Linked DNA regions of Homo sapiens: region 1 is linked to region 2. The links are chromatin contacts, found by Hi-C or POLR2A ChIA-PET in ENCODE. All regions are on one chromosome and are shown on one strand. The core of a region is the stretch at or near the end of the contact, and the rest is flanking DNA. Distances in the headings are between cores, read along the strand shown.

The links. Hi-C counts contacts between places; a loop is a spot of excess contacts on that map. ChIA-PET counts read pairs that join two places held with the same protein, here RNA polymerase II (POLR2A). Pooled maps may share reads with other maps.
Region 1: a map of GM12878 shows a loop between it and region 2 (2.0-fold over the local background). The contact joins two enhancer-like sites. A Hi-C loop is called at or near these places in 3 of 168 maps with a recorded cell type or tissue (Caco-2, Calu3 and GM12878), 12 of 37 single-sample maps with no recorded cell type and 4 of 50 pooled maps. POLR2A ChIA-PET finds 5 or more read pairs at or near these places in 3 of 52 experiments (GM10248, GM12878 and MCF 10A).

Annotation. Positions count from the first base shown.
Region 1 is chr2:13,557,224-13,560,178 of GRCh38, reverse strand. The region is part of intron 1 of LOC105373438 (a long non-coding RNA gene); the gene reads right to left. Among named protein-coding and RNA genes, the nearest start is that of MIR3125, 820 kb to the right of the region's middle. Within about 2 kb of position 1,663, at least 2 of the 41 ENCODE cell types and tissues checked have a DNase peak (open chromatin) inside an H3K27ac peak, as active enhancers do.
Region 2 is chr2:13,522,052-13,524,973 of GRCh38, reverse strand. LOC105373485 (a long non-coding RNA gene) reads left to right here. Exons shown (of 2, transcript XR_922814.3): 2 at 1,619-2,922. Among named protein-coding and RNA genes, the nearest start is that of MIR3125, 790 kb to the right of the region's middle. RefSeq lists enhancers at 1,443-1,812, 1,192-2,391. Within about 2 kb of position 1,618, at least 3 of the 41 ENCODE cell types and tissues checked have a DNase peak (open chromatin) inside an H3K27ac peak, as active enhancers do.

The DNA.
Region 1 (2,955 bases), core at 414-2,913, 35 kb before region 2:
AAAGGATTGCCATCTTCTCTTTATCTATGGTTAGATTTCTCAGTTTCTATTTTCCACACTTATTCCATCTAAACTGTAAGTTTTTAAAATTTTCACTAAGGTATCCTGATGTAATTTGTACATCTCACAGCTTACTAGAAGTTCTGTGGCCCCATTTTCTGATACAAGAGGTAGCTTGTGGGGATAGCAGCATTAACTACTTCTCCCGTTATTCAAAGACTAGAAGGAATTGGCTGTCTGTAGCTGTTTATGTCTGAATATACTCCTGTGTGGTGTACTTTAAAGGGAGGCCAGAGGTACTGACATTGAGAAAGGCTACTCAAGAGAGAAGCTTGCTCACTGGTCAACTCTGATTTATCCATGTGCTAAATGAGAGCTCTGTTCACTTAGAATTTACTTCTGACACTAATAGGTAAGATTACGACAGAAGCTAGAAAAAAGACAAGTTTTGGTCTGTCAAACATATAGTCACTTATTTTCCTGAAGCTGTTAATAATACAACTTTATAAGAAAAAAAATCAGTACACATTCTAAATTGGATGAGGCTCCAGGAAAGGACAAACTTTGACTTATCTGGGCAAAGCAGAATGTGTGACCACCTTACTCATGGAAGCCTGTCTCTAGAAAAGTAGAAATTTCATACTTTTGGGGGTTAGGCAGAATCTAAGAATTAGCTTGGAAGGGTCTGAGCCAGGCATGTCCATCTGCTTCAATCACACTCAATAATCAAGAAGTCACCCTTTCTCACCTAGGAGTGCTGAAAAAGTGCCTGAGAGAGCACAGAAATGTCATTTTAATGGAGGACTTTCTGCTTCCGTTAAAATATCATGTTATCATCATGTTAATAGAGGAAACATAGGGAGTAGAATACAATTTTTCCTCCCCATTATCTTATATTGAGGACATTAGTAACCATGTTCTATCTATAGAGAATTGCAATGATAGAATATGTTTACATTTACACATAAATGAAATATATAACTTTTAAAAATCACATGTCAAGGTTATATATTTGGATGATGCGTTATTATTATTGATGCATATATATTGTGCATCTGATATAGTTTGTATATTTGTCTCTGCCCGAATCTCATGTTGAATCATAACTCCCAATGCTGGAGGTGGGGTCTGGGAGAAAGTGTTTGGATCATGGGGGTGGATCCTTCATGGCTTGGTACTGTCTTTGTAATAGAAAGTTCTCATAGGATCTGGTCATTTTAAAAGTGCGTGGCACCCACTCTCACCCCACTTTCTCTTGCTCCTGCTTTTGCCATGTGAAGTGCCTACTCCTGCTTTGCCTTCCACCATGATTGAAAACTCCCTGAGGCTTCACTAGAGCAAGCAGATGCCAGCACCAAGGATTCCTGTAAATCCTGCAGAACTGTGAGCCAGTTAAACTTCTTTTCTTTATAAATTACCCAGTCATGGGTAATTCTTTATAGCTACACAAGAACAGCTTAACACATCATCTGATCCTGTGTATTTATAGTAAGAAATTTGGACTCTAACTCCTGGGAGGTAACCTCTATAAGTTTGAATTTTCCTGAGTCATAAGAGTGTCTTTGTTACCCATGACGGGCCCCTTAACCACACCTCATAGTTTATGCTTAAAAAGTGACTCATTGAGTAAACCCCGGGACCACATGCAACAATCTTAGGGCTAGGAGGCTGGCTAGACCAGAAAGACTAACCAGGTGATTAAAGGTTGGGACTTTAGCCCACAAGGTATCAGCCCAACCTATGGCGAAGGGAGATGCTGAAGACTAAATTCAACCACATAAGCAATAATTAAAGTAATTGTGCTTACCTACATAATAGAGGCCCAGTAAAAGCTCTGAATACTGTAGCATGTGTGGGCTTCTCTGACTGGAAATAATCTCTGGATATTGTAACACATTGTGGCTGGGAGGCAGCAATGCCATCCACGACTCCACAGCGTGATGACAAGCAGAAACTCTGCTTTAGGCCCCTGCCATATTCTACCTTATGCCTTTCTTTCTAATGTGTGTCCTTTGCCTGAAGTAAATGTAACTGTGAGTGTTATAGCTTGCAGTGAGTTCTGTGAGTCTACTGAAATTTCTGCTGAATTATCAAAACTGAGAGTGGTTTTGGGAAAGCCTCCAGCTTGCCATTGGTGTCTTGGGAAGACCCGATCATCTGATATACTGTGCCCTTAGCCTCCAGTCTGGCTAACTTTGGGTAATGCACAATGGGTAAATTTATATTTTTGCATATTATACCCATTCATATAGTTGATAGGCCAGAGTGAACACTAGACAGGGGGCTCAGAAGATTTATATTCTGAGCCTTTTGTATAATTTCACAATTGTATGATCATTTGGCAAAATACTTCATTTACCTGACCTCATGGGCATTTTCTCCCATGTAAAATGGTTATAATGTTGGCAAAGAAGAGGTAGCTAGACTTAAGGATCTCATCAAATTTATCATTCTAAGATCACATAAAAATATATAAAAGACATGAAATTATGACATTTGATTTTGTTAGTATGACTTAGTCACACAAAAATGTATGAGGGTTTACTTCAAACATACACACATAAGAAAAGTATATTTCTTTTCATTGTATATGTTCAAGACTGTTGTTTCCTTAAAACCTATTTTTGTTAAATTAATAAGAATCAACATCTGGTTCATTGGCAACATATGCCTTCTGCAAATTAGCTTCTCTGATGTTGGCTGGGTTCCTTAGGAAACTGTCCACCTGCTATTAAAATAATGCAAAATGACAATATTTAACCCTGGAATAATAGAGGGGTGGGGAAGTCCCTGGTGAGATCTATGCTGGTTTTTGAACAACATTAAGGTATTTATGACACCAAGGAGATTTGGAAAAGAGTTTTCAAGGCTAATCAAAAGCAAGGTTGAGGCAGGTGTGGCACATGTGGGGAAATAGCAATAGTTCAGTTACAATTAAGCATCATATGCAGAATA
Region 2 (2,922 bases), core at 369-2,868:
CAAGTGGATATATTTTCACATGAATCCAGTTTTGTAAGTGGCTTATTAGGAAAGTGAGGTGGGAAAAGCAGTGGGAACGCGGAGGGCTATATCCTTTCTCTAGCTTGGCTGCTAACTCATTATTTATCTCAACAGGGTTACATCTCTCTAAGCCATAATTTATTTCTCTATAAATCTATGAGTTGGGAGTAACAAGCTGGTTTTCCCCAGGTATTAACAGAGCTACTTCCAGGGTTCACCACAATTGTAACTTGGTTTCACTTCTGATTTTACATTTAACTTTAAAAAAGAAAACTGAAAATTTTCACGTGTGGATGCTTTATTCATCAACTTTTCATACTTTGTGTTTGTTGTGGAGTGAATGCTGGATTAATCCCTTTTTTGAGTGTAACAGATAGTCTCCTCTGCATTTTTTGCTTAATTAAAATTGCCACTCTACTATGGACTCAATTATGTCCACTAAAAATGTATATGTTGATGCTGTAATCCCCAAATGTGATAGTATTCAGAGATAGAGCCTTTGGTAGATGAGGTTGTAAGGGTGGGGCCCTAATGATGAGATTGTTGCCCTTATAAGAAGAGACACCAGAGAGCTTGATCACTGTCTCCACCATGTAAGGACAATGAAAAGGCAGCCAGATAGAATCCAGGAAGAGAATCTGATCCTGCTGGGCTTCTAACCTCCAGAGTTCATCTTGGACTTCTAACCTCCAGAACTGTGAGAAATGAAATTATTGTTGTTTAAACTACCCAGTCTATGGTATTTGATATAGCAGCCTGAGCTGCCTAAGACATCTTTTTCTGACTGTAACAGAATAAAATCTTTTCTGCATCCTTTGCTTCATTAAACATTTTTAATATATAGATTTTTAAATTTATGAGAGTTTTATGGATATTAGGCAACCAAAACAAAGCGACAAACTCATTAGGATGTTACAGGCTTTATAAGACCCCATGAATTCCCTCCCCCATCTCAAAGTCACTTATTTATTAAAATGACCTTAATTTTCCATATGATTTTTGTTAAATACATACTACCAGTTTCATTGTGTGTATTTTTTATTGTATTAAAAAGTTCCTTCGCCTATTCTGTATGTCCACATATAAAATAGCCTGTGACAAAAATATTCTACACTGAGAATGTGAAACTTGAGAAAAGGAAAATAGCTGAGAGCAGTCTGAGATCTGCAAAGTATGCAGACCCAGAGAGACGTGGGTATGGGATTCAGTCATGCTCACACCCCACACCCATGCCTAGGGGAAATTGTTTAAAGTCATTTTGTTCCTGACTGCCTCACTCAATACCTTCATGTTCTTAGAATTTATGATACAAAGAACAATGCTGAGCCAATCAATGGCTTATATTATTTTAATGTAAATCCTCGGTAAAAACCTCAGGAACTGACTCTTTCTTTCCCTTTAAAATCCACTTGTTACTGTTGCTAATCAGAGTGTATATTCAGGACAAATAGAATCTATGCTCTTGGGCTGCAGCCCTCAAACTTGGCCCAAGTAAACTCTGCTTAGTAATAGATTAATTTTAGCTCAGCAGGTTCCTTTGAGATAGGCATATCTGGCATCGTCAGCAGGATTCAGAGTGACTCATTCTCACCACCAGGTGCGGTGTTTCTGCCTGAAAGCAGTGCTTGATACCAGCACGAACTCTGCATCTTCAGAAGTCCCACTGGGTGTTCTGGGTAAGTTCTCCAGAATTAGGACCTCCCACTCCTTGGTTGAAATATAGACTTTATTTGGCTGTTTTTCAAACTGTCTCTTTTCTTTAAGAGAGGGCTTTGGTCTCTGTCTTTGGACACAAGCTCCAAGTAAAGAGCTCTGTAGAAAATGTCTTTTTGCTGCTGTGTCTCACAGGAGAGGTTCAGATCAAGGTTCTTCCACCTCTGCCTCAGGACTGGAGGCTTAGGTCAAGGTTTTTCTGCCTCTGTCTCACAGCAGAGGTTCAGGTCAAAGGATTGGCAGTTAGACACGGATGGTTTTGTTTTATATGGCCTACTTTTAAGATTAAAACTGTTTCTTCTGCTTAAAAATTCAGACCTATCCTTTTATTTGAGACCAATTCCTGTTAGTTTCTAACCGAAAAGTGTTCCCTCTTTTTGCTCTTCCAAACAGGTACACTATGAAAGTCTGGTCCTCATACACTGAGCACACTATTGCTCCCTGGAAGTTAGAGACAGTCTGAGATAAGTTACACTTTCACCCTAAATACATTCCCAGGCTTGACACTTTTGAAAAGTTCCTAAATTATGGGAAGTCAAGCATCAAAATTAGAGTATTCCTTTTAGAAACACCAGCTGGATTTATGTATAACACTCGTGGGGTATCCTCTTGTAAAGGCCTAGGAAAGTGGACCCACCTAACCTGGTGATACAGAAGGCAGAAATTATTTAGGCAGATAGTGAGGGCAACAGAGTTCTTGGCAGAGCTTCCCTTCTAACAAAAAGCAGCCCCCCAAATCATTGCTTTTCTAACAAAGAGCAGCCTGAAAAATAGAGCTGCAAACATAGATAATCAAGCAGGAAGCTTGCACGGGCGAATGCTGGCAGAGGCACCAATAGAAAAGGGCCACCTGGGGGCCAGGCATGTCCAACACGGAGGCTCCATCTTCCCTTTTCTTGTTACCATGTGTAGAGTAAAGAAACGGGCAACATGGCACAGCTCAGGCAGAAGACCCGCCTGCATAATAAAAGATTATGGTAGGGGTGGCCAGAAATTCATACCCTATGCACACGGCACATCTAGTCCCAACCAGTTTTTCATGACCTATGCAAGTGGCACACCTGGTCCAACCAATGTTTCACACCCTGTGTAAATCAAACACTGCCTCCTCACCAGGCATCTATAAAACCCCTTGCATTTCACCATGGATCCGGCAACCCATTTTTCTGGACCCCTGTCTGCAACAGA